3 separate regions of the Homo sapiens genome follow, and regions 1 and 2 are each linked to region 3. Evidence: chromatin loops called from intact Hi-C (ENCODE). Cell type or tissue: gastrocnemius medialis. All regions are shown on one strand. Each heading gives the region's core, and the rest is flanking DNA. Links, peaks and the distances in the headings are about the cores only.

Region 1 (10,799 bases), core at 2,800-10,799, 56 kb before region 3:
TAACAACAAATTTAGCTGAAAGTACAGTTTTTTTGTTTTTGCTCTTGTTGCCCAGGCTGGAGTCCAATGGCACGATGTCGGCTCACTGCACACTGCAGCCTCCACCTCCCGGATTCAAGTGATTCTCCTGCCTCAGCCTCCTGAGTAGCTGGGATTACAGGCATGCACCACCACGTCTGGCTAATTTTTGTATTTTTAGTAGAGATGGGGTTTCTCCATGTTGGTCAGGCTGGTCTTGAACTCCCAACCTCAGGTGATCCGTCCGCCTCATCCTCCCAAAGTGCTGGGATTACAGGCGTGAGCCACTGCTCCCAGCTAAAAGTACAGTTTTTATTATTTATTTTTATTATCTTTTACTACCTATTTTATTCATATTTATTGTTATTTGTTTTTAACCACTTGTTACCTTATGGCTAACAAGTTTCTCCCCTTGACCTCCTTAACATTAACTAAGCTGAGAAATAATAAGAATGCTGCCAAGACATGGTGTTTGAGAGATGGGTCTAGAATCAGACTGACAGAGTTTGAATCTCAGGTCTGCCACTGTGCATGAGATCTTAAGCAAGCTACGTTAACTCTGTGCCTCAGTTGGCACTTCCATAAAGTGGGGATAATGGTACCTGCTTCTTAGGGTAGCCTGATAATTCAATGAGATAATGCTTGTGCCTAGAAAGTAAACATTTAGTAAGTGATAGTGTCTATTATTAATTACAGTTTAGCATATTACTGTTAGACAGTAGCCCTTGAATGAATCATTCTTCTCAAGTTCTCTTTAAGTACCTAAACAGGCAAAACTGTTAAACTCCTATTCATCCTTTGAGATTCAATCTCACCTCCTCTGTTATCCAATCTGACTTCCTTAGACAGAATGTATTTCCGACTTGTCCGTAACATGTTGCCAGTGACCACACTGTATCATGGTTGTTTACATGCAATACGCTATAGTCAGTGATGCTTTCCTAGAAGGTAGGGGACGGCCTTATTCATCCTGGATTCCAGTGCCTCACACTCTCCGACACTAATTAGTTCTCAAAAAATACTGACTTGACTATACTTAAAGCAGAAGCTTTCTGGGAAGAATGAAAGTTCACTTTGTCCAAATGACAATTACAACAAGAAAAACATACATAATAAGTCTACTTCTCCCGGCAAATAATTTTAAAAATAAAATCCCAAAGTTGGGTGCTTGCAACTTGTCTCCCTATGGAGAACATCTCCCTTTCCCAGAAAGTTTATGTTCAAGACAACTGTCTTTTAGAAACTTGAGAAATCATATGAGAACTATGTCTTATTAATGCTTTTTCTTTTGTTTTTTTTTTTTTTGCTTATAATTAGGGAAGCAAGTCAAGTTGTTGGAAGGCAAGAAAAACTTGGCACAGGACGTGCAGGGTTTTAGAATGGGATGATCTGTTGGGATGGCCACCGTTTCTACAGCATACTGGAGGTTTGCCCTCACTAAACTCAAATTCGAGTAATTTGGGAAAATTTGGGCATATGCAATGGTAAATGGATTTTTTGTGTTCTGTAAGCTTCTAAAATTTGAGTTCAAGCTGCATTTTCTGAGCTCATTAAGGTCCCCTTCAATTCTGCCCGAAGTTGAATTATATGAGAAAGGAAATTTAACACAAATCTGAGAAATTAACTTATCAATGACATGAACATTATATCATAGAAAGCTTGTATGGGAATTAAATAATGCATATGGCTGTATGTTTAAATGATGGCAGGCATTATTCTTGCACCTTGTTTCCTGATTAAGACATGATCTCAGGTCAATTATTCTCTTTCCAGCTAAGAAAAACAATAAGGGGGAAAGACTGGAAATACTAACGAAATGTTGGTATAGAAAAGATATTGGAGCTTTTGTAAACTTCTCATTTGACAAACAAGGCCCAGAGAAGTGCAGAGACTTGTCTGAGGTCACACAGTGACTTTTTCCAAAGCTAGTGCTACAATTGCCTCAGCAATTTTCTGACATTTATGATAGACTGGATTCTGCATTTCACCAGTCAGCTACGTGAGGAGAGTCTACCTTCATCACCCTCCAACATCTTTGATTCCAGCCCATGTATAACCAGAGAGTCCAGATCAAAGCAAATCACAAGTGAAAAGTAGAAAATGTGGCAGGTCAGGGCCACAAGGCAGAGAATTTGACAAGTGGACTTCGACTGAACACAGAAACATGTTAGTCACAGATGATCAGTCAGCAAGGTGGAGTGAGGAGAGAGTACAGGATCTGAACCAGATGGAACCAGTTTGAGATCCTGGCTCTTACCACTATTAACTCTGCAGCCTTGGACAAAGCACCTGACCTCAGATGCCACCTCATCTGGAGAACAGAGAGAGTAATATCTGTCTTGTGGGGGGTTGAAAGGACTTTATTCATAGCTAAAGTTCAGTGCCTTCTATACACACTTATTTTTAATCTCATAAAACTTTATGAGGTGGAATATTCATACCACTATTTTCTTATTCAAAAATACAGAAACCCAGAGAGGTTAAGATAGCTGTCCAACGTTACACACGTACTAAGAGGTGACCAAGGATTTTTATGGAGATTTGTTTGGCTCCAATGCCCACGGCCTTAGCCACTGCAATATTGCAGGACTGGTAAAAATGTAAGCCAAGAGGCCAGGCATGGTGGCTCACACCCGTAATCCCAGCACTTTGGGAGGCCAAGGCAGGCAGATCACCTGAGGTCAGGAGTTGGAGATCAGCTTGGCCAACATGGCAAAACCCTGCCTCTACTAAAAATGCAAAAATTAGCTGGGCGTGGTGGTTCGCACCTGTAGTCTCAGCTACTCAGGAGGCTGAAGCACAAGAGTCGCTTGAACCTGGCAGGCAGAGGTTGCAGTGAACCGAGATCGTGCCACTAAACTCCAGCCTGGGTCTCAAAAAAAAAACAAAACAAAACAAGCAAACAAAAAAAGTAAGCCAAGAGCCCAGCATGCTGCCTGACACTCAATAAATAGTGCCTAGTTCAGTGAAGCAGCAGATTCAGAAAGATGGCCACTTCCTTGCAGCCCAGCCATGAAGAGGGATGGAGTAGCTCAGTTAGATGAGAGGAAACAAATAGCCCTTAAGAGATGGAAAGCCCAGAGAAGCTGAGGCAGACACACAGACACATGAGCAGCAGGGTGTTGGCTCGCCTGGCAGCACTCCTGAGGGTCCATCTGATCACCCACCCGCCCCAGGTCAGAAAGCAGGTTTCAGACCTGTCAGGAGCCACTGTGTTTCTCTTCTCTTCAATGGAACCTCCCTTGCTCTCTCTCTCTCTCTCTTTTTTTTTTTTTTTTTTTTTTTTTTTGAGACGGAGTTTCGCTCTTGTTGCCTAGGCTGGAGTGCAATGGCACAATCTTGGCTCACTGCAACCTCCGCCTCCTGGGTTTAAGTAATTCTCCTGCCTCAGCCCCCGAGTAGCTGGGATTACAGGCTCCCACCACCACACCGGTTAATTTTTGTATTTTTAGTAGAGACAGGGTTTCACCATGTTGGACAGGCTGGTGTTGAACTCCTGACCTCAGGTGATCCATCCTCCTTGGCCTCCCAAAATGCTGGGATTACAGGCATGAGCCATCACGCCCAGCCCACTTGCTTTCTTTTTAGGTCAACATCTGTTCAGTTTTGGCTTTCCCAAGCCATTGATGGCCATGCCTCAAATGTTTGAAGTAAATGTTCTGGCCCTAAAAAGAACAATTTTTCTACATATGAACAAACATGACTTCTTAATCCTCCACTATCAGGACTCTTGAAGGTTAAAGTTTCTAGCTGCCATATTCTTGCCCTAAACAGATCATACATTGCCCCTGAGATGACATGAATTTATTCAGTTATGGGCACTGAACATTACGAAATATTCTGGAATTGAAATAATCAAAATGTTATCAACCTTCTCCCTGCCAAGTCTTCCAGCCCTCTCCATGAATCACAGTTGTGATGCACTTTTACAAAGCCGGATGAAATGCCCGGAGCCCTGGCTGGGGATCAGCTGTGCGAGGCTTCCTCAGAGAGCCCCAACGCAGCGGTGCCAGCAGACACTTGTCCTTTGAGTGGTGCGAGGATGCAGAAATGGGTGCAGGATGCAGAAACGGGTGCAGGATGCAGAAATGGGACTAGGGGGGCTTGTTTGTGTTTTTTGACCTGCAGAACTCAGATATCCAAATGAGTGTCATTCCCATTTGGAGTTGGTGAATGGAGGGGAGTGGGGAAATCTCTGGACTTTTTTGAGTATTCAAAGGCATTTGGCAAAACCTTTTAAACTGCCTACTTGGCCTGCAACACACACTCCTTGGTATAAATTCACTGGTGGCAATGTCTTTATGTTTTTAGGTGCAGATCTGATTTCTGAAACAAGCTGATTGTTCTTTGGAGTCAAGTTTAGCTGAAAATAGATGGTTAGGCTGGAGAATAGAATTTCAAGTTTAAATGACAGACTATGACCACCTTTAGAGCAGAAATGATATCTCTAGCATTTTCCACAGAGCTTGGAACAAAGTAAGTGCTTAATGACAATTTTTTTCCATAGGGCAGATGAGGTATGACTTTAAGGTGTTGCTCTTCTATTCTTCACAAAGTCATTACTTAGAAGGTGATACTTGGCCAGGTGCGGTGGCTCACACCTATAATTCCAGCACTTTGGGAGACCAAGGCGGTGGTTCACTTGAGCCCAGGAGTTTGAGACCAGGCTGGGCAACATGGCAAAACCCTGTCTCTACTAAAAAAAAATAATAACAAAAAATTAGCTGGGCATGTTGGTGCACACCTGTAGTCCCAGGTACTCGGGAGGCTGAGGTGGAAGAATCACTTGAGCCTGGGAGGTGGAGATTGCAGTGAGGTGATATCAAGCCACTGCACTCCAGCCTGGGTGACAGAGTAAGACTCTGTCTCAAAAAAAAAAAAAAAAAAAAAGTGATACCCAAGGAGGAGTACTGAACCATGAGTAAGCCCATTCTGACTTTTATAGACCCCGTTTTAGGTTAGCACATGGTGTCTTGCACATGGTAGGAATTAAATACATATTTGCACAATTAAAGTTTACAGAGGAAAACAAAAATCCAATCATATTTCCTGAGTTACAGAGCAACACTTTGGAAAGCAGGTATTGAGACAATCCTTCTTTCTGTCTTATCCAGACACACAGAATCTAATGTGGCAAGGGTGGAAACCAGTCTTTTGGAAACATAGAAAGACAGAGCAAAAAGAAAAATGTTAGAATGCTGATTATAATAGAGCACATACGTTTATGGAAATAATAGTTTATATTTTGAAGTTGTTTGGGGAGGTTTCTCATCATCGCTGATCTTAGCTGTAGACTTAATGTCTTGATTGCTAACAATATACCATCCTCCAATCCACCTGTCCTCAGCATTTGCATGGTTTACACTATTCTAAAAATGAAGTTACTAAAAGTAGTAGAAGTCAGATATCGCCTCTACAGTTTAAATTCATGTTTCCCATCAAAAACCATATTTGGAGGCTCTGGATTTAAATTGGAAACAAATGAGAGATAATTAGGAAGATTCAGGAAAAATTCAAAGAAGGAATTTATAAATTTGTTAAAATAACAGTCACTGTCACTATACTTGGCTTCTTATATACACTGAGTAAACCCCACCACGTTGTAAAAGAGACTATGATTCTCATTTTACAAATGAGCAAACTGAGGCTCAGAGTGGTTGAGTACTTTCTTAGGATCACACAGCTTGTATGTGGTCCAAGCCAGGGCTCAACAACAAGACCACATCTGCCTCCTTCCAGTTCCCTGTCATGCTTCCCTTACACATTTTATTTAGAAGCCTGGTGCACATGTTCAAGAATTGAACATACATAACCAAAGCAGAAAGCTATATTAGTCTGTGGTCTTGAAGAAGGATTGGAGTGTCAGGTTTTAACCCTGCTCAAGAGAACCAAGCGGGGCATTGGCCTTTCTGGGCTTCAGGGTCCCCCTTTTCTAGACAGAAAACATAGTGACCTACTTTGAAGGACTCTCAGAAGCACCCAGCATAAAGAAGGCTGCAAAGACAAAGAAAGCCTCTGGCTAAAAAACAAGGAAGGAATGAATCCATGGAACAAGACAGGTGCCCTCTCTGATCCAAACCTATAACAAGGGGGAAAAAAACAAAAGTGCCCAGGTCTCTTGTCCAACTACTCCTCCCCCCAATCCCCTACATATACTTTTCATATGTGAAAATTCTCTTTGAAATCACTGGAATTCTATTTGGAGAGAAAATACAAGGAGACAGGTCAAGCTGCAGCCACAGGTCTTGGTCAAGTAGTTTAAATATCGTTAATCCTTTGCTTCTCCTCCTGCCTTTATTTAACCAAAAGAAAATGAGAGGAGTAGAAATCTAATTCATTGGTCTCTCTTTATAATCAGCCTTATAAAAAGCAGAGAGATGCTGCAGGGAATAGGAAATAGGCTTTATGAGTCTAAGTGAATTTTAGCCTACTATGTTCTCCCTCTATCAGAAGCACATAAACTTTAGAGTCACACTAAACTTTCCTCCAAAATCAACGTCTTAAAATGCTACATTAAAAAACAAAACAAAACAAACAAAAAAAAAACACTTACTGTCCAGGGGTTCAATAAGCGAAGTCCAAAGTCAAGGGAATGATCTCTCTCTTTTATGAAAAACACCATATGGTCTTGGTGGATCAGGAGGCTCACTGGTCTGTTATTAATAACTGGCTTAGAGCTTTATGAAGAAACATGAGCCAGAATGTCACGGGAGGAGGCAAGTGGAAAGAAATTGACAGGCACAGGTGGAACAAATTATAACAAAGATATACTTATGCCCACACAGGAGCTCAAAGAACCCATGAGAAGGAGATCAGTTCCTCCACAATCAATAGACCCTTATGTCAAGTTTTTGAAGAGTTAAACAACCAACAAAATATCCTGAATGTCGGCAGGGAACATCACACACCAGGGCCTGTCGGGGAGGGGGTGGGAGCCGGGGGGAGGGATAGCATTAGGAGAAATACCTAATGTAAGTCAGAAGTTGATGGGTGCAGCAAACCAACATGGCATATGTATACCTATGTAACAAACCTGCATGTTGTGCACATGTACCCTAGAACTTGAAGTATAATAATAATACAAAAAATCAGGAATGTCAAAAAGACACCATGACTCATTTAATGTTATACTATCCTTTGCTCTTCTGAACAATTATTTTCCATGGACATCTGAATATCTTCTTAAATTTATACATTTTACCTTGTTTATATTGACTCCTCAATTTTAAAAATCTATCAACAAATGGATTTTGAAATGCATGTTATCAACTTTTTAAAGTTTGTTTACCTGTGAGCATATCAGCTGGCTTCCCTTAGAGATCCCAAAACAATTCCTGGAAACATATAGGTACATGTGGGGGTTGGAGGCTGGATCTTGGGATTGTATCATACATAAATTCATGTGGTAAGAATGGAGGTGTAATCATCACTTTACTTCTGGTTGGCAGTGGCTCTCCTCTTTTGGAAACTTATATTTCAAAACATTCCAAATTCTGTGCCTTCCCTCCTCCCCCATAAATGGCATCAAATTGTTTATAATATTAACAGTATGTCTTTATACCTAATTACATTAAACACTGGTTCTGTCTGAAGTATTAAAAGAAACTGACAATTATGTGGCTGGGAGTGGTGGCTCATGCCTGTAATACCAGCACTTTGGAAGGCCAAAGCAGGCAGATGGCTTGAGCTCCGAAGTTCGAGACCAGCCTGGGCAGCATGGTGAAACCCAGTATCTACAAAAAAAATACAGAAAAGTAGCCAGGTATGGTGGCACATGCCTGCAGTCCCAGCTACTCAGGAGGCTGAGGTAGAAGGATCACTTGAACCCTGGAGACAGAGGTTGCAGTGAGCCAAGATCATGCCATGGCACTACAGCCTAGGTAACAGAGCAAGACTCTGTCTCAAAAAATAAAAAAGAAAACTGACAATTAGAGAAAAGTTACTGAAATACATAAAGATTGTTAAATTGCTTCTTTTTTTCTTTTTCAATAGAGATAGGGACTCACTCTGTCACCCAGGCTGAAGTGCAGTATCATGATCATAGCCCACTGCAGCTTTGAACTCCTGAGTTTAAGCAATCCTCCCACCTTGGCCTCTTGAGTAGCTGGGACCATAGGCACGCGCCACTGCACTCAGCTAAATTTTCTTTTTTTTTTTTTGTAGAGATGAGGTCTTGCCTGGTCTTGAATCCTGGACTCAAGTGACCCTTTGCCTCTGTCTCCCAATGTGATGGAATTACAGCCGTGAGCCACTGCACCCAGCCAACTGCTTCATTCTTAAGGTTCCAGCTACTTCTCACCCTGGCTCAGATCTAGTAACTGCTCTTTTGTCAAACTAAACCTTTTTCAGCTAAACGCTGTGGTCGGTGGGGTGGATACCTCACTACAAACCTCACCCAGTGGAATGTTATTCTACTGAGGCAACTGTGAAAAAGAGAAACTGATATGCTAGTGACGCTCAGTTTAATAGATGGGAGAGAAGGAGTGGAATAGGTATATGGCCTTTCTTTTTTTTCCATTCTCTGGTCAATTAAAAAATTTTGAGTACCCACTGAATATATGTATTTTTATTTATAGAACATATGCATATACTATTGTAAATATATCATTTAAATCATAAAATATAAACACAATTTTTAAAAGAAGAAATGTAAAAATAAATAGACATTCTAATATTTTCTTACCACACTTCCAATGGGTCATCTTTACTGGTCCCTGGGGCATGGACACTCCACTCTGCAGCTGACTGATGAGTGTTCAGAACACCAGGCCCACCACTTATTAGCTGTTGTGGGTTGAACTGCATCCCCTAGAGACATTTTCAAGCCCAAGTCCTCAGTACCTGTGAATGTGACCCTATTTGGAAATAGGGCCTTGCTGATATAATCAAAATGAGATCATGCTGGATTAGGGTGGGCCCTAATCCAATGACCTGAGTCCTTGTGAGAAGTGGGAAATGGGGACATAGTCAGGCACATAGGGAGACATCATGTGACAAAGGAAATAGATATTGGAGTGACGTGTCCACAAGCCAAGGAATACCAAGGACTGTGGGCAACCACCAGAGAAGCAAGGAAGAGGCAAAGAAAGACCCTCCCCCAGAGCCTTCAGAGGGGCCATGGTCCTGCCGATACCTTAATCTTGGTCTTCTGGTCTCCATAAATGACACAATAAATTTCTGTTGTTTTAAGCCACCCTGTTGGTGGTAGAATTGAGGTTCTAATACTTTAAAAAGTATTTTTATAAAAAATGAAAGCAAATGTTTTAAGAATTCAAATTCAAAAAATTTAGTTAACTCTTTTTTTTAAAAAAAAGACTACTTTAATATTTGTTTTTGATAGAAAGAGCTGTCTTCTGAGTTATCCAAGTTCAGCATAATGCAAGCATACATTTGTATTCTATTTGGGCTTATTCTTCCTGAATTTAGACAGCTCTACTGATTGAATAATGTTTATTCAATTATTATGTTTCCTATTATTCAAGCATTATGTTTCCTAGATGTTTAAGATGATGAAAACGGGAGATGTGTGTTTAACTAAATTAATTATTCTGACAAACTTCATTTCAACAATAATTATGTTTTGTGGTATGTCAGCTTGAAGACAGTCTCTAAGATCTTTTAGTAACTTAAAACTTATGCTAGTTTAAGTTAATTAATGGATAGTCATTAAATATCTAGATCATTTCTAATAAGATAAAGTATTAAAATATTAATCACTAAGCATAATTTTAAGGCTGTATGTATTTTGCCACATTGAGAAATTGTACTATAAGGACATCTAAGCTATAAAACATTGTAAGGTGTATATTCATAAGCTTTGCTACAAAATTGTAGTGTCTGACTGCTCACAGGTATTTACCTCATAGCTATCTCTGTGAAATAGAAGTTAAAAAGTTATGATTAATATTCTGAGTGAGATTCTCTAGGAAAAATATTGCAGAGAAGAGTAACTTTGTACTCAGGATGTGTTTTTGTTAAGGTAAAGGAGCATAGTTTTGTCCTAAAGTAAAATGACTGGCTGTTCCAGAGTGAGGAAGAAGAATAGGTAGCACAAAACCTAAATGGATGTAGAAACCTGTAGAAGGTGCACAGAAAGGGAATTTTATTTGCCATAGTCGAAACTGGCTAAGGTTTAGTGGCTTTATTTACAAGATTTTCTTAAAAGAGTCTTGATATCAAACATTATGCTGATACAAAATTAAAACTGCTTTTCTTTCTGTTAAATGACAAAATTTTCTTGAATCATTTATGTACTTTTTAAGAGGTTGTTAAGATTTTTCTTTACCTTCTGAGAAATCTGCCTAAAAGGCAATGATTCTATTTTATCAGAATAATTTTCTGTGCTTTACGTTCAGTTTTTCAGGTCGTTGATTACTTACAGGAACAAAGTCTTCTCACTCTTGAAAGAATTAAGGTTCTTTACAATCCTGTTACCTCCTATGTTTTCTTTAAAAATTTTCTGTCACTTTGATTTTAAATTCACTGCTTTGTTTTAAATGCCACAGAAACAACCAAATTTCCTTGTCAATTGCATTATTTTTGTAACGAACTCATCAGATATTTCATTTTTGAAAAATTATCATTAACAAGTTAACCATGGTCATTTTTGGTCTCTTGGCCTCTAGAGAAAGTTTTTGTTGTTGTTGTTTTACTTTGATTCTTCCTGGAAAGCACTTGCAAATCAGCTACAAACCAGAGTGCTTTGACATTAAAAACGATGGTCTCAGAGCCCCACGGGAAAGGACTATGCTGAGTACTCATGGGCACAGGCTTATGATGGT
Region 2 (8,734 bases), core at 719-8,718, 91 kb before region 3:
GGAGGGCACCAAAATGGCTGAGACAGAGGCAGACACAGGCAAAGTGAGTCCAGGGTCCACACATAACGTAGGACCTCCAGCTGTGCTTACCAAGCTTTATACCAGGCTCCAGCAGAGTGCTTGGCACATAGCAGGTTCTCAAAAGTTCACTGAAGGAGAGGAAGAGAAAATTTCTGCATCTGTCCAGGGCACTTTAAAGCCATTTCCCACATTTTAAATCCACCCATAGAATCTTATGTGCTACAAATTCAGTTTACATGATCTACAGTGTCATTATTAAGGAAGAAGGGCTTACTACCAAAGGCAGGGTGTGGAGTTCAAATATACCAACGGATCCAATTTCTTCTTGTGAAAATACAGGTGGAGTAGATGCATACTATATAAAAATAAACACAAGATGAGTGCATCAAATCTTTTTATGAAACAGTGCCAGTTTTTTTTAATGTGCTTTTGCCTAAGTATTTGATTTAGATGTATTACATAAAGTTTCAGACGGCACCAGTTTTTCAGTTCAAAGTGTTACATTTTAGCCTTCTTCTCTTCATTACATGATGTAAGAGAAAGAGCATGACTTTTACTCTATGTACAGGGTCCATCCTGCCTAAAATGTGTAGGTAGTCCAAAGACTTTGCCCACTGGTTCACTAAGTAAAAAATGTTTACTTGGCAAATATGGTCACCTTAGATCTATCTATTCAACAGGCTGCAATTTTGATTTCTTGGGAGTAATTTAGAAGATGGTAACTAATCCATGAAAGTAAAAGTTATACAGGAAAAAACATACCCTTGAGGAAAAAAAATATAGTCAAGCAGTTTCCTAACAGTTTGAACATAGACTGAAATCAATGCAGACAGAAGCAATCTAAAAGGATACATGAATTATCCTCTACTTACCCTACCCCCAGGCTGGGCTCACATAGAATGGTTTACTCATCTCTGTCCCTACCACCTACCACATTGCAGAGCTACTTACACTTTTCCATCAAAGTACTTGGGAGTTATTCCAAACCATAGGCAAGCAACTTGCTGTAGATATGAAATGTGTCCTCTGGTTTATGTTTTTTGTTTGTTTGGTTGGTTAGTTCGGATTTTTTTTTTTTTTTTTTTTGGCAGGGTCTCTGTTGCCCAGGCAGGAGTGCAATGGGATGATTTTGGTTCACTGCAACCCGAACCTTTTGGTCTCAAGCGATTCTCCTACTTCTGCCTCCAAGTAGCTGGAACTACAGGCAGGCAGCATCACACTCAGCTAATCGTGTGTATGTTGAGGGATGTGTAGACAGGGTCTCACTATATTGCCCAGGCTGATCTCAAACTCCAGGGCTCAAGTGATCCTCCTGCCTCTGCCTTCCAAAGTGCTGGGATTATTGGCGTGAGCCACCATGCCTGGCCTGCTTTATTTTGAAGATGCTTCTGAATCCTGCCTTCTCAATATCAATGTTTGTTTTTATATAGTTAATCAAACTATATGAAAATTTCGTTGATAGTTTAACAATTTAAATATTTATTATTTGATAATTTAACAATTATCAAATCACTGATAATTTAACAATTTAAATATTTAATATTAATAATTTAATATAATAACCAAAGCTCACATTTTAAAGAAATTACTATGTACAGTGTATTAGGGTCTGGGCAGGAAACAGGATTCATCCCAGATAGTCAAAGAAATCTTAAGGGAAAAATACTTTATAGCAATGTGGGCAGAGTCAAAAGAATAAATAGGAGGCACTCAAAGCTGAGGGACAGTGGGAAGCCTTTACTGCTCCTGGGGCTTCAGTGACAAAGGGAAGACCTAGTGTGCCCAGGGCCTGGGCTAGCAGCCCCTGAAGGGGGCTGAAATTGGGAAGGAAGGTAGTTTGTTCCCAGAGACAAGGCATCAAAATGGGTGTACAGCCAATACTCTCACCTCTCTCTCTGCTCTCAGATCTCTTGGTGGTGCCTACCCTTGACCAAGCCCACGCAGAAGGCAGGCATTGAGGGAGAATGGAATACTGCCCATAAGGGTTCAGCCTCCCAGGAACAGAGAGTCAAAGAGGGGCAGAAATTGGATTGGGATGGGGTGGGCTGGCAAATGAAGAATGACTAGAACCACCAGGCACTGTGCTAAGTACTTTACCTATATTATTTTATTTTCATAATGACAACCTTATGAGGTAGGTACAATTTATTCCATCCAAAAAATGAAAAAATACAGGTATGGAGATTAAACCCAGGCTGTCTGACTCTGGATTCTGTGCTCTCAACCACTACTATTTAACCAAGCTGTATTAAAAATAGCATTTTGAACTGAGTGTGGTGGCACATGCCTGTAGTCCCAGCTACTTGGGAAGCTGAGGGAGGAAAATTGCTGAAGCTCAGAAGTTTGAGTCCAGCCTGGGCAACATAGTAAGACCCCCCAACTCTAAAAATAAATAAATAAATAAATTTAAATGATATTTTAAAACTACTTACCTAATTAGAAACTACTTAGCTAGTGACATACATGCTCTGTGTTTGTCACGTAACTTTATCATCATCATCACTCCTATTTTAATAAATTTGCCCTGATTTCATCAGCAATTCTCCTATAGTCAGTCTCATGAATTTTATGTTGATCCTATTATCTTAAACCTTCTATCCTTTTCTTCAGTTCTGGAGATGTGCCTTATTTGTTATCTATAACATAAATTCCCATGTATGAACTACAAAATATACTGTCATTTTATTTATTCATTCATCTAATAATTCTTGTAGCCTGGGCATGGTGGCTCACACGTGTAATCCCAGCTACTCAAGAGGCCGAGGCATGAGAATCGCTTGAACCTGGGAGGCAGAGGTTGAAGTGGGCAGAGATCGTGTTACTGCACTCCAGCCTGGGCCACAGAGTGAGACCCTGTCTCAAAAAATAAAAATTAAAAATAAATGATATATCTTGTTTATTTTATGCCAGGCATCATATAAAACAAAGGAGGTTGCAATCTAGGAAAGAAGACTGACAGTAATACTAGAATGGGCTAACCACCCCAATCAGGGAACTTGTGCCATGTTAAAGAAACACAGAGTCTGAGGCACTGCTTGGCTTGAGAGGGAGGCATTCCAAGACAGAGAGGAGAGCATCTGCAAAGTCTTCATGGCATGAAAGACTCCCATGGTATGCTAGGGAATTACAATGGATTGTTACAAATGATTAAAAGTCAGAGTATTTGTGGGAAGGGGAAGGTAAACAATCATAGGGCTTTTGAATGCAGTTAACAGTTCCCATCTCTTGGCAGGATAGCATAAATTGGAGAACTTGGAAGGACCCACGTTCATTTAGAGATCTCATTGGTAGGGACTATGTATTCTCATGAGGACATTAATGAGCTCCATCCTTGCAGAGTTTTATTCAAGATTCAAAGTCCCAGAAGAAAGTGTGACTGGCCTGGTTTGGGCCATGTAGCCATCTCTAAGCTAGGGGAAAACAGGGCACTTTGAGAGTACTCATTAGGGGAGAGATACTTCTCCAAAAACAAACTGGGATGCTGACTAGCCAAAAAACAACAAATGTTCTCTACAATGGTTTAGACCATGGAAGTTCTCATCTCCATGTGAAGACTATCCAGCAAAGGAGAACCATTGCAACATTCTAAACAGAGGAATGACATGGTTGAATTTGTGTTTCAAGGTGATCACTCTTAGAAACCATGTCAGAGGGTACACTGACTGGGAAGGAGACTAGTTAGAAGGCTGATTTAATAGCTGAGGCAAAAGATAGGAAAACTTAAAATCTATAAAATTATAAAATGATATAGGGACCAATTTGAAAGATAGAGAATTACCACATAACTGGTAGTGGCTGTGATTAGTAGATAAAGGTCTAAGACAGTTTCTGGATTTCCGGTTAGAACTTAGAATAACAAGAACAAAGAATTGCTAGAAAGTGAGGGAAGTGTGCCTCACATTGCAGGATCCTCTAGAATAGTTCCAATTTCAAATATGATATCTCATCATTCCAATAACACATCAAAATTTCATGAAACTCCAGCATTATTGAATCTAAAATACATCTTCAAGATTTCTTTTGCAACTGGAAATAGTACAAAATTATTTTGTCAAATTCAGTTTCTTGATTTGTGGCTTGGAAAATATAATCATAGATCACTGAAGAGATGCAACAGAAACAAAAAATAGAAAACCTATGAGATACCAGTATATTAAGGAACGGTGTCTGGTAAAGCAAGGGCTAAAGTTTCACTGGAAATAGAACTGTCCTAACCAAGAAGAATGAGAAATTGATGATTAGGCTAAAGAGGTCTTAGGGAAAAAAAGACAATATCTTTTGGCAGTAAGAAGCTAACGTCTGTCAAACCCCAGGGGTACAGCTGGCTCAGATAGAAGCATGGCAATAGCTCCTTTATCCTCAACCAAATCTGTCACTGTGGATTTAGATTAAAAGTCATTATGTTTCCAAGTCTACAGAGAGGTATGGCCCATGGTACAAATACTTGGATCCATCACAAAGACTCTGGTACCCACCAATCTAAGGCTGAATTGATTGTCAACATCATGTACAATGATAATTATGGGCATTTCCTTTTATTGAATCTGGTTCTTCAGACATCTTTGGAGGCACAAAGAAGCTGCTTCTGGGTGTTTTAATTCCTAGGGTATTTTTTGTCTTGATTATTTCTTAGTCACATGTGGTCATGAATGCTCTTTTTGAGACTGCTGAATCTGAACCTGAGTCTTAGGAAAAGGGCCCTGGAGATTAGCAGGTGCAACCTCATATTCAATGTAGGATTTAATCTTCTAATTTTTCAGATGAAGAAACAGAAATCCCAAGAGGTTAAAAGAAGCAGAGGGCATATAGGACAAAAGCACAGACCCTGAAGCCCAAACAACCTATTAGCTTCTTAATCTTGATGAGGGTCCTTATCTTCTTTGTGCCTGTTTCATCATCTATAAAACAGGGAAAATAATACCTACCTCAAATGGTAGTTGTGAAGGTTCATGAATTAAACCAGAAAAAGTGTTCAGAACAGCCTAACACATAGTACGTAAGTTCTATATGAGTACTTGTTTTCATGAGTATACCAAAGAATCCCATGGCAAGTAAGGTTCTGAACCTATCTGTACTAAAGTTAAAGGAAGAAAATTCTATCCATTGACAAATTTACAATGACTAATGAACGGATGTCATATGCACTATCCTTTTCTCTCCATTACACAACTGGCATCTGAGTTATTCAAATTCATCCAAGAAGTTTCTGTAGTGACACGCAGGTATGGTAACCAGTTCAGAGAATCAAAGTCCAGCAACCAAAATAGTCTGAAACTTGGCCTTTTAATGTGAATTTAAATAGAATTAAATCACTCCTCAGGCATCACCCTCCTTCCACATCACATCAATATTTCTATAACTCGGGTACATCTTCTGTCAACTGTGGTCTTAATGAAGTAAAGGATTGGATTCTGCCTTCGATGTAATTCTTGGAAAGGCCACTAGTTCAACTTTTCTTTGGCTGGTCAAGATTATTTTTCAGCAGGTTCTCCAGCCAGTAATGTTATAATATACACCAAATAAATTAAGAAATGAACATTACTGTGAGGTGGAAAAATAAATACCTAATGGAACTCCTGTGGTGCTGACAACTGTAATTTGCAAAAAGTTTGACTTGTCAAGTGTGGCCCAAATGGCATATTTTATAAAAAGAAGTATGTAACTAATAAATACCCAAAGCAAAAAACTCAATATGCAAAGAGCTTGCTTGTGGAACATTAGCTATGATAATTATTTGAAGTACACAGTGTTCCTCCAACCCTGAAATAATAAAGTAACCTCTCAAAGTATAAAATAGCAAAGAAAATATTCAGCACTGCACACATGCCTGGCATAGAGTAGGTACCCAATGATTTAGTAGGTAAATAAATTTAATGACTGTCAATTAAAAAGTATCTCAGGTTAACTTGGCTCCTCATTACTTGACCTAAGGCACTTGAAGAAAATGTGAGGAATTTCTTATGTAATTAACTATTTAATATGTAATGGGTAATAAGGAACCCCAATAATAAGGTAAATTATTATTAGATGGCATAAAAAATAAATTCAAAGAAAATAAATGAAAGTTTTAAAACTCAAACCTCTTACTTTGGTTTGAGTTTTAAAACTCATTTATTTTCTTTAAATTTCTTTATTTCATAATCTGTATTTCACATTTCAAATGCTGAGAATTATCAGGTGTCAAAAATGTGCTCCCCCTTCTAGAGATTAGGAGAAAATCTTTTCAAAAACTATAAAAGTGGGGCAGCCACTTTGTAAAATAGCCTGGCACTTCCTCAAAAGGTTAAAGATAGAGTCACCAGATGAGCCAATGGTTTCCATTCCTGGGTACATAACCAAGAAAAATGAAAACATGCCCTCACAAAGACTTGTACATGAATGTTCATAGCAGCATTATTCACATTAGCCAAAAAGTGGAAACAACCCAAATGCCCATCAACTGATGAACAAATAAAGAAAATGTGGTATATCCATACAATGGAATATTATTCTGCTGTAAAAAGTACTTATAAATTCTAAGTGGAAAGAAGACAGATAGGAAAGGCTACATGTTATATATTCCATTTATATGAACATCACAGAATTAGGTGAATTTAGAGACAGAAAGAAGATTACTGGTTGCCTAGGGCTGAAGAAGGGGACCTGCTGAGGGAAAATGGGGAGAAGCTCCTAACATGTACTAATGGGCATGGGGTTTCTTTTTGGAATGATGAAAATTTCTAAAATTGACTGTGATGTTGATTGCAGAACTCTGTAAATATGCTAAAAAGCATTAAATTTTACACTTTGAATTGCATGTCAATTGTATGTCAAGTGAATTGTATGGTATATGAATTACCTCTCAATAAAGCTGTTATTTAAAAAAATACAGCAGATGTAACTTTAGCTCTGCTTGTGTTTTTTTTTTTGCTTTCATTTTTTTCTGATTTTTTTTTCTATTTTATTTTATTTTATTTTTACATGAATAAGTTCTTTAGTGGTGATTTCTGAGATTTCAGTGCACCCATCACTGGAGCAGTGGACGCTGTACCCAATGTGTAGTCTTTTATCCCTCACCATCCCCTACTCTTTCCCCCAAGTCCCCAAAGTCTTATGCCTTGGCATGCTCATAGCTTAGTTCCCACTTATGAGTGAGAACATATGATGTTTGGTTTTCCATTCCTGAGTTACTTCACTTAGAATAATGGTCTCCATTTCCTTCCAGGTTGCTGCAAATGCCATTATTTCATTCCTTTTTATAGCTGAGTAGTATTCCGTGGTGTGTGTGTGTGTGTGTGTGTGTGTGTGTGTGTGTGTATAAAACAATTTCTTTATCCACTCAATGACTGATGGTCATTTGGGCTGGTTCCATATTTTTGCAATTGTGAATTGTGCTGCTATATACATGCATGTGAAAGTATGTTTTTCGTATAATGACTTCTTTTCCTCTGGGTAGATAGCCAGTAGTGGAATTGCTGGGTCAAACGGTAGTTCTGCTTTTAGTTTTTTAAGGAATCTTCACACTGTTTTCCATAGTGATTGTACTAGTTTACATTCCCACCTATAGTGTAAAAGTGTTCTCTTTTCACCACATCCATGCCAACATCTATTATTATTTGATTTGATTTTTTTTTATCATGGCCATTCTTTCAGGAGCAAGGTGGTATCACATTGTGGTTTTGATTTGCATTTCTCTGATCATTAGTGATGTTGAGCATTTTTTTATATGTTTGTTGGCCATTTGTATATCTTCTTTTGATAATTGTCTAATCATGTCCTTAGCCCAATTTTTGATGGGATTGTTTGTTTTTTTCTTGCTAATTTATTTGAGTTCCTTATAGATTCTGGATATTGGTCCTTCGTCACATGTGTAGATTGCAAAGATTTTCTCCCACTCTGTGGGCTGTTTGCTCTGCTGATTGTTTCTTTTGCTGTGTAGAATCTTGTTAGTTTAATTAAGTCCCATCTATTTATCTTTGTTTTTGTTACATTTGCTTTTGGGTTCCAGGTCATGAAGTCTTTGCCTAAGCCAAGGTCTAGCTTATCTTCTAGAACTTTTATGGTTTCAGGCCTTATATTTAAGTCTTTGATCCATCTTGAGTTGATTTTTGTATAAGGTAAGAGATGATCCAGTTTCATTCTTCTACATGTGGCTTGTCAAGCACCATTTGTTGAATAGGGTGTCCTTTTCCCACTTTATGCTTTTCTTTGCTTTGTCGAAGATCAGTTGGATGAAAGTGCTTGGCTTTATTTCTGGGTTCTCTATTCTGTTCCATTGGTCTGTGTGCCTATTTTGTACCAGTACCATGCTGTTTTGGTGACTATGACATTATAGTATATTTGAAGTCAGGTAATGTGATGCCTCCAGATTTCTTCTTTTTGCTTAGTCTTTCTTTGGCTATGGGGGCACTTTTTTTGGTTCCATATGAATTTTAGTGTTGTTTATTCTAGTTCTGTGAAGAATGATGGTGGTATTCTGATGGAAATTACATTGAATTTGTAGATTGCTTTTGGCAGTATTATCATTTTTACAAGATAGATTCTACCCATCCAGGTATGTCAATTGTATTGTATGATATATGAATTATATCTCAATAAAGCTGTTACTAAAAAAATACAGCAGATGTAATTTTAGCTCCGCTTGTAGTTTTTAAAAATATGTCAGCAAAACACAGCCTTTAAATTCATCTAGTAGAGTAACAGAGCTGCTTAATATTGTGCCAAGTTAGGGGTC
Region 3 (8,000 bases), core at 1-8,000:
GATTTTAGGAAGAATGGGGAACTGTAGTTTTATAAGGCAAAGTTTTGAGAAAGAATAATCTTTATTATTTCCAAATGAAGAGGCATACACATAGGTATTTAAAATAGAATAACCTGTTACTGTTTTCCTTTTTTTCTCATTATAAAAATATAGACTTTCATTATAGATAATCTTAAATTTTTAACAATAAAGTCACTGTCCACAGCAAACTGATCAACAGCGTTGTTAGTCCTCTAGATCCATTCCATAATAGAAACAGAGTACAGATGTGCTAACATTGCCTACATGTTTTGGACAGCACGTATTGGCATCAACAGGCAGTACTACTCGTCACAGCCATGAGTAGGCCTGGTTTCAGACACTGAATGCCCAGTCCTGCTGGAGGGACCCCCAAGAATACTCAGTCTCACCTCTCACACTAAGATACCGCCCATGTAACGCCAGGGCATCGCTGATCCAGAATGGAGAATTTCCTTGCAGAAATGATCTGGTTCAGAGAAAGGTTAATTCTCTAACTTCTGGGTTTCTCTGCAGATTGAACATCTTTTTCCATTTATACTTGTTTGTTATCTTACCACTACCTTATCCCGAATTTAGAGAGGAGGAAGAGGGAAGAGAACTGGATGAGGCACAAATACTTGAGACCATTTCTGCTAGTTAACCAAAGGATGGGTCTGTTATTCCAGATCACTCACAGTGGGGCAATGAGGGGATTCATTGCTTAGGTTTGAACAGATGAATGCAATCCATTAGTTTTATTTTTTTTTAAGTGGCTACAAAAAGGCTCAAAAGTTATCAAGTGTGTTAAGGCAAGTCCTTGGGATTTCAACAACCCCCACCTGTGTCCCTACTGATTCTTTTCAACCTACGCATGCACTGTTTTCCTCGAGCTGCACTATAGCTTGCTTATCCTTATACAGTACAGGAATTAATATGTTCCCATGCTTTAAACAGATATGACACTGGATTAAACTAATTCAACAACAAATGCAAACTCTGCTGCTTCTCTAATATAACCCTGTCTCCATTTCTCTCCCCACCAAATGATTTTAGAGAGGTGATTTTTTTCATCTTTTTGTGTTTAAGGAAAATGTTCAATCTTTATCCCATTCTTGGCATCTACTATAACGCAGTGGCATTCATTAGCACAATAAATACATATTTAAGCCATCCCCTTATACACCTAACAGGATACCAAAGAAAACCTCTGTAGAACCTGGGTTTTATTTTTTAAACAAAAACAAGGCTCATAAGACATGCACACACCTTTCGTCGTCCATTTCTAAGCTGGACTCACTCTCGGAGAGCTGTCGACAGAGGGCTTCTCTTCTCTCCATCTCCCTCTGCAGCTTCCTCTGGAGCCTCAAGTTCTCTTCTCTCATGTGACGTTCCTCCTCCAGATACTGTGCCATTTTCTCTGAATCTGAAAAGTCAGAGTTTTCAATTAAACCATGTTTCATGCAATCATATCCAAATCTAAAAAAAAGGAGACTTCAGTTCAGCCCCTATGCCATAGACAGAGGGAATTGTTACAAGATGGTCTTTCTGGTCGGGTATGGTGGCTCACACTTGTAATCCTGGCACTTGGGGAGGCTGAGGAAGGCGGATCACCTGATGTCAGGAGTTCGAGACCAGCCTGGCTAACATGGTGAAACTCAGTCTCTACTAAAAATACAAACATTAGCTGGGCGTGGTGGCAGGCACCTGTAATCCCAGCTATTCGGGAGGCTGAGGCAGGAGAACTGCTTGAACTCAGGAGGTGGAGGTTGTAGTGAGCGAGACTGAGCTACTGCACTTCAGCCTGGGCAACACAGCAAGACTCTGTCTCAAAAAACAAAGAAACAAAAAAGATATCTGGTCTTTCTCATTCTCCCACACATAGATGAGATATGGATTTAAAGTTTATCTCAAGTATAAAAGTTTACCAATTATTTGCATTTAGAAAAAAATATAAAAGGCAGTGTTGGCAGGTTAGGCATCGTCACTCCCACTCATTTGCATTCTAAAGTGCTTTAAGTAGAAGAGGAAATGGTGGAATTGGAGTCTACAAGTAGCCACTACAAGAGCTCTTCTCTACATTGCCAGAGCTGGGAAAGGAGGGAGGCCCAGATTCTGCCCATGGGCTCTGCTCTAGACACCAGTTTGGCTGCCTCTCAACTCCAGACACAGCAAGCCATCTAGGGGAGCCTGTGACACTTGTTGGCATTCCCGCTGTGCACAGTGGTGGCGGCACACCAAGAACCACTGTACTAGAACATGTGATAACAGTTAACATTCTTTTCACGAGAATAGACATTGACATAGTAAACTAGAAAACTTCAGATTAATATTTCCAAGTCTAATTTGTGGTGTGTGTGTGGCTGTCTGTTACCCTGACTCACACACACGTAGCGGCAGAGGGCAGGTGAAGTCCTGTATATAGCTGGCACCTCTAGGGATGGCATCTTGCTTATGACAAATACCCCTTCCTCAGGAGCTCCCCCACAAATCCAGGTCTCTGCTACAGCACCCATCTCCCAGGACAGAGCTGACTAGCCCTGGCACTAGCTGTTGGACCCAGGCTGAGCCACTTAGACTACCTCTCCCAGGAATCTGAAATGGGGAACTGACATCTTTATGGGGATCCAGGGTCTGCTTCAGCTAAGTTCCCCGGAGCCATCAAAACTCTTGTCCTTCCAAGGTTATTCTTCACAGGATTCTGTGGCATACTCCACAACCTTCCAAAAAAAGAAAAACACGTCTTCCTTCCTCTTTTGACAACCTCCCCACCGCCCCCATTCCTTTCTGGTTTATCTCACACAGAATCTGCTACCAAGTAACCAGAATTATCTAATACAAAATGTGGTGTCTACCCATCTTCTTGCTTCATTTCTTTTCCTTGTCTTTGTCAATGAACTTGGGAAAAGTAAAATCTCCATATACTTCTCTTTTCTGAAAAGCAGCTACAAATTCAGTGGCCATGAGCACGTCTAAGAGAGTTTCCTGTAGGCTGCTGTTCCATATTGTCAGTTCGGTCCAAATTTAGGGAAGAAGGAGGGAGCTGAATGCCACAATGAGCATTTTTCTCCCACAGACTGACCCTATTTCAACTCTCAATGCCCATCAAATTAGTTTCAGTTTTAAGCAACTCTACAAAGGTCTGGCATTTTAGCCAATAAAGACTTCTGATAAGTATTCAATGATTTCCAAGACAGCATCATTACAGATATACAAAAGCTCTTGAATATCCTTATTTTAGAAATTCAAATAAAAATACCAAAATTATTAAACACTATTACGTGCACTAAACACTAAATCCCTTGGCTGTTTCAACATAGCCAGAAACCCCGCTGTCTAATCCAGACACAAAAATCTCTTTAATTGAAGGCATGCTGGGAAAATATTTACAAAGTACACTTTTAATATAAACGATTTAAATTATTTGATCCCAAATATGCAAGCATGCAGAATTTTTCACTTGGCTCTACAGGAAACAAAAGATTGACCCCTTGGAGTATTTGCTGTTTCTAGAACTAGAAGGGTGACTGTCAGAGCAAGCTGACTTTCTTTTCCATAATAGGACTCTTATAATGCCTTTTACAGGAAGGGTGCTGGAGACTACCATGAAATCCTTTGCAGAATTAACATTAGTGAGGCTCCAAGAACAATAACTTCAGAGAACATTGTCTTTCAAAGAAAAAATGGCAATCCTTTAGCATCGGGGAACTCAGCAGGGGGATCCTTAAACAATATATCTATAGATAAGAATGTCCCCTGCAGTGATCGGCTGGGAAGACTTCCTGGCAGTTCAGCAATTGACCTAGAAGACAGAGGCACAGAGAAGGCACCAGGTCCAACACCTCTGGGTGTCACTGACTCACACACAGAAGGCTGTCACCAGAGCATTCCTTGGCTGCCCCCTGCTGGCACACAGCCTCACCTGACCAGATTTGTTCCTATGAGTCCTCCTCCTTCCTCTTGCACACAGAACTCCCTAGTACTTAGGGGCCACAGCTTATATTTCCCCAGGTCTACAGCCATCTCCCAATATAGTAGGCCCTCACTTAACATCATCCACAGATCCTTGGAAACTGTGACTTTAAGTGAAACAACATATGTATGCCATAGGAACTTAACTCTTGTTTGTATCAGTTAGCCTACGGTAAAATTGGTTTGGTTATACAGAAAGTTGTTTCACTTAAAGTCTCAGTTTCCAAGAACCCAAGGATGATGTGAAGTAAGGACTTACTGTATTTTAGTCAAAGATGGTGTGAACTGCGGATGACTTCCACACAGATTCCAAAGAGGTGGCTCCCAAATGATCCAAAGATCTGCATGGCTTGCATTCCCTTCCAAGTTCACAGTTAGAAAATACCAGTGCCCAGACTATACCCCAAGCCAATTCAGTCAGAATTCCAAGGATGAGTCCTAGCCACTGGTCTATTAAAAGCTGGCCAGGCGATGCCAACGTTCAAACATTGCTGAGAACTGTTGAGAGAGAGGTTCAAGTTCAGATGCAGTCAAGCTTGGAGGGTGAGGAGCCACCTGCCATAGCTGCATCCAAAAGAGGCCCAGGTCATCTAACCTAAGGAGAATGCAAGGAATGGATGATGAAAAGTCACTAACACATCCTTTAGGCCCAATCCAATCACTGCAAGCAGCTAAGTGCCACTGCTGCTTCTTTAGTTCAGCTTTCTCTGTCCTCACAAAATCAGAAATAGCACTTACAAATGCCTCTGTTAGTATCTGCAGTCTCTTCAGACTAAACAGTGCAGTATGGAGATAGTAGTAAGCATACATTCTCCCCAAATTCCTTCTGAAATTTTTGCTAGGGGCACGATGGAGCAGTATAAAGGAGGAGGAAAAATGCAAACTGACAGCACGGGAAAAAGTTCAGGAAGGTGCTGAAAGATGTTTGTGTACTCACATGGTAAAAACTCAAAAATCTTAAAATAACTAATATTTGAGAACTATTTGATATATCTCATTTGATTTCCACCAAACACACATAGTAATTAACAACCTGAGGTCCACATCAGGATTACTTATATATATATTTTTTTAATATGCTCCTTTTTTACTCCATGGAGTAAGCCCAGAAACCTGTATGGTGCTAGAATAGTGATTCCCTAAAGATGTCCACATGCTAATCCCCAAAACCTATAAATGCTACTAACCTCACTTGACAGAAGGGCCTTTGCAGAAGTGATTAAGTTAAGGGGCTTGAGATGGGTAGATTATCCTAGATTATCACAGTGGGCCCAACATAATCACAAGGATCCTAATAAAGGGAGGCAGGGGAATCAGAGTGAAAAGAAGATGTAACAACAGAGGCAGAGGTGGGGTGGTACGACTGCAAGGAAGGGGCCACAAGCCAGGGAATCCAGGCAGCCTCTAGAGCTGGAAAAGGCGAGGAAACAGAGGCTCCCCAACAACCTCCAGAAGGATGGCTGCCCTGATGACACCCTGATTTTAGCCTAGTGAGTCCCATCTTAGAACTGTAAGATGGTTAAGTTTGTATTGTTTTGAGCCTCTAGGTTTGTGGTAATTTGTAATAGCAGAAATAGGAAAGTACTACACCATATTTCTCAAAGGCTCCAAGGATGATACTGATACACCATCCCAGATGCTCCACGGCACAAGAATTTGTAAGGAACTTCAGAGACGAAAACAAAGGTAGGAACCACTGAACTTTTTAAAATGCACATTCCATGTGGCCCAACAAATCCACTTCCTGGAATCTATCCTGAAGGTGTTCCTGCACAGGTATCAAACACGTGTATAGAGATGTTCATTGCGGTTGTAGCATAGCAACCAAAAAGGGTCCACTGGTATGGGACTAGTTGAATTATGGCATATTCATACAATCAAATACTATGCAGCCTTTAAATAAGGGATGAAGGCAGCTTTGTATGTATCAGCAGGGGAGAAAACTACAATGCATAGTAAGCGAAAAGAGAAAGGTGTAAATGAGTGTGCTCATTGTGTTACTACAGCTGTCCCTCAGAACCTGTGAATCCCAAGTATACCAATATGTGTGCATACTCAGGTCCTGTAGTCAGCCCTGAGGAACCCACAGATAGGAAAAGTCAGCCTTCCACATGTACAGGTTTGACATCCCATGAATACTGTATTTTCCATCCATCTTTGGTTGTGGATGCAGAACCTCCAGATACGAAGGGACAACTGTATTTATTGAAAAAAAAATCCACAATATAAGTAAACTAGCACAGTTCAAACCCGTGTTGTTCAAGGGTCAACTGTATGTGTATAAATAAGTTTATATACAAATATATCTGGAAGAATATAGTACAAATGTATAATTGTGGGAACAGGGTAGCTAGAGAATAGGAATGAGAGAAAGACCCATTTTTTCACTGCATACCTTTCACTGAATTATCTGTTCAAAAAAATAAATTTGAATAGCCAAAAAAAAAAAAAAAAAAAACCACAAATAGGAGAGACCCAAGAAACTACACAGGGACATAATCAAATATTCAGAAATCTAGTCCTTTGATTTTTCAACTCAACATCTTGGCCTCTTCCAAAATATTAAGTATAAATTTCAAAAGCATTTACTCTTCAAATAGCATGAACAAATGTCAGCTAAGGTTGAATGTAGTAGTAAGGAAGGTAAACACTACTCTCTGCCTTAATATTTTGAAAGTGCTTTGAGGTCTGCTGCAATATTTTTGTTAGCACAATCCTAGAGATAAACATGGCAGAGAAGATTAAAAATGTTACTTGTGATCCTGGATGTTCCTGAAATTACTTTAATTATTTTCTGGAAGTATTCTAAATGGTTTTGTTCTCCCCTACTATAACACTCAAAAAAAAAAAAAATTCCATTCCAGGATGATGAACTTAAGTAAACATGCATCAGTAATATATGAATTTAATTACTGCAAATTCAACAGTAATTAAATGTTGGTAATACCCTATATTTGGTAAAGTTATTAATTCTACAGGCATGAAACTAGTGAAACCAGAGGCTACGTACGCTGTAACTGAGCAGCTCTCAGTTGCTTCTTCAGCCGTTCCACTTCATTCTTTAAAAACCTGATGTGACGCATCATATTTTCTGGAGAATCAATCTCCATGGAGATATCTCTAGGCGATGGTGGAGCAGAGACGGGCTGGTCTAATTTTTCCTGCAGGATTCTTCATTGAAAAGAAAAATTCCAACAATGACTAACAGTTTTCCTTGAAAAGACAAAACAACATACTAGCTGGCAGGTTTGTTTTAAAAGCAAACTCCTGTTTACTGCCAGAATTCACAGGGTTGCTTAATTCCTCTGCCCATTTTACATCAAACTTCTGCCCTTACGTGGTGTCTCACTTCAAAGGGCAGAGCTGATTCTAATCTCCCTTTTTCCTTTTAAATGACTATTAAATGTTTTAAATTAAACAATACTGAAAAGTCTTTATTTAACAACAGGATCTGATAATTATGCCTGGAATACAGTATGCACTTAGAAATACCTGCTGACTCAATGTTCAACTTCTTGGGTTTAGTGCATGAAGATGCTGAGGAAATTCCATTTTCTTACGGCTTTTGATTGAAGCTTCTAAGCTACTATGAATCTCCTTGGAGGGTAAAGTAACACAGAGACTCAACTTCTAAAATTCCCTCCTGCAAAACTAATTGCAAGGGCATGGCAAACTGGACTAGCGGCCCTTTGCTTTTGGCCACAGCAAAGGTAAAAAGTTAAAAACAAAACCAAAATTGTTAGGTTAATAATTAGTAGTGCCACCTTCTTTACCAATTATTTTTATGTTGAAGGATATAAAATACTGATATTCAATAGCTCTGACCTACAAAATGCAAACTTCCATACTGTTCAACCCAATAATTTGGCACTAATACATGTAAAACCTCCAACTGCCTTTTACAAAGTCTTCCTTTGGCAGCAGATCTCTAAATCCCTTTCCATAGCTGCTGGGGTTTTTGTTTTGTTTTTGCTTTGTACCTTTGAGTTTGTCCAGGAGCAAACTGAGTTACCTCCATCCAGGTCTACCCT

Evidence for each region. A loop is a pair of places that touch in the nucleus more often than their neighbours do. Peaks named below come from ENCODE experiments on the same cell type or tissue, not always from the same donor. Only the 100,000 strongest peaks of a DNase experiment are listed, where the experiment ranks them.
Region 1: it touches region 3 in a loop (2.7-fold over the local background); 4 of 110 quality-filtered maps call a loop at or near these places.
Region 2: it touches region 3 in a loop (3-fold over the local background); 6 of 110 quality-filtered maps call a loop at or near these places.

Annotation. Positions count from the first base shown.
Region 1 is chr10:59,746,783-59,757,581 of GRCh38, forward strand. It overlaps MRLN (myoregulin), which reads right to left and starts at 6,673. Exons shown (of 3, transcript NM_001304731.2): 1 at 6,572-6,673. In gastrocnemius medialis, for the core only: no CTCF peak of the experiment used is centred there; DNase peaks (open chromatin) are centred at 3,989 and 6,699; H3K4me3 peaks cover 2,631 bases; H3K27ac peaks cover 5,480 bases.
Region 2 is chr10:59,714,096-59,722,829 of GRCh38, forward strand. No RefSeq gene overlaps it. Among named protein-coding and RNA genes, the nearest start is that of SLC16A9, 8.6 kb to the left of the region's middle. In gastrocnemius medialis, for the core only: a CTCF peak has its summit at 5,439; no DNase peak of the experiment used is centred there.
Region 3 is chr10:59,805,656-59,813,655 of GRCh38, forward strand. CCDC6 (coiled-coil domain containing 6) reads right to left here. Exons shown (of 9, transcript NM_005436.5): 5 at 6,980-7,140; 6 at 1,267-1,423. Among named protein-coding and RNA genes, the nearest start is that of MRLN, 56 kb to the left of the region's middle. In gastrocnemius medialis, for the core only: a CTCF peak has its summit at 3,903 (motif pointing left); DNase peaks (open chromatin) are centred at 2,176, 2,433 and 3,876; H3K27ac peaks cover 3,533 bases.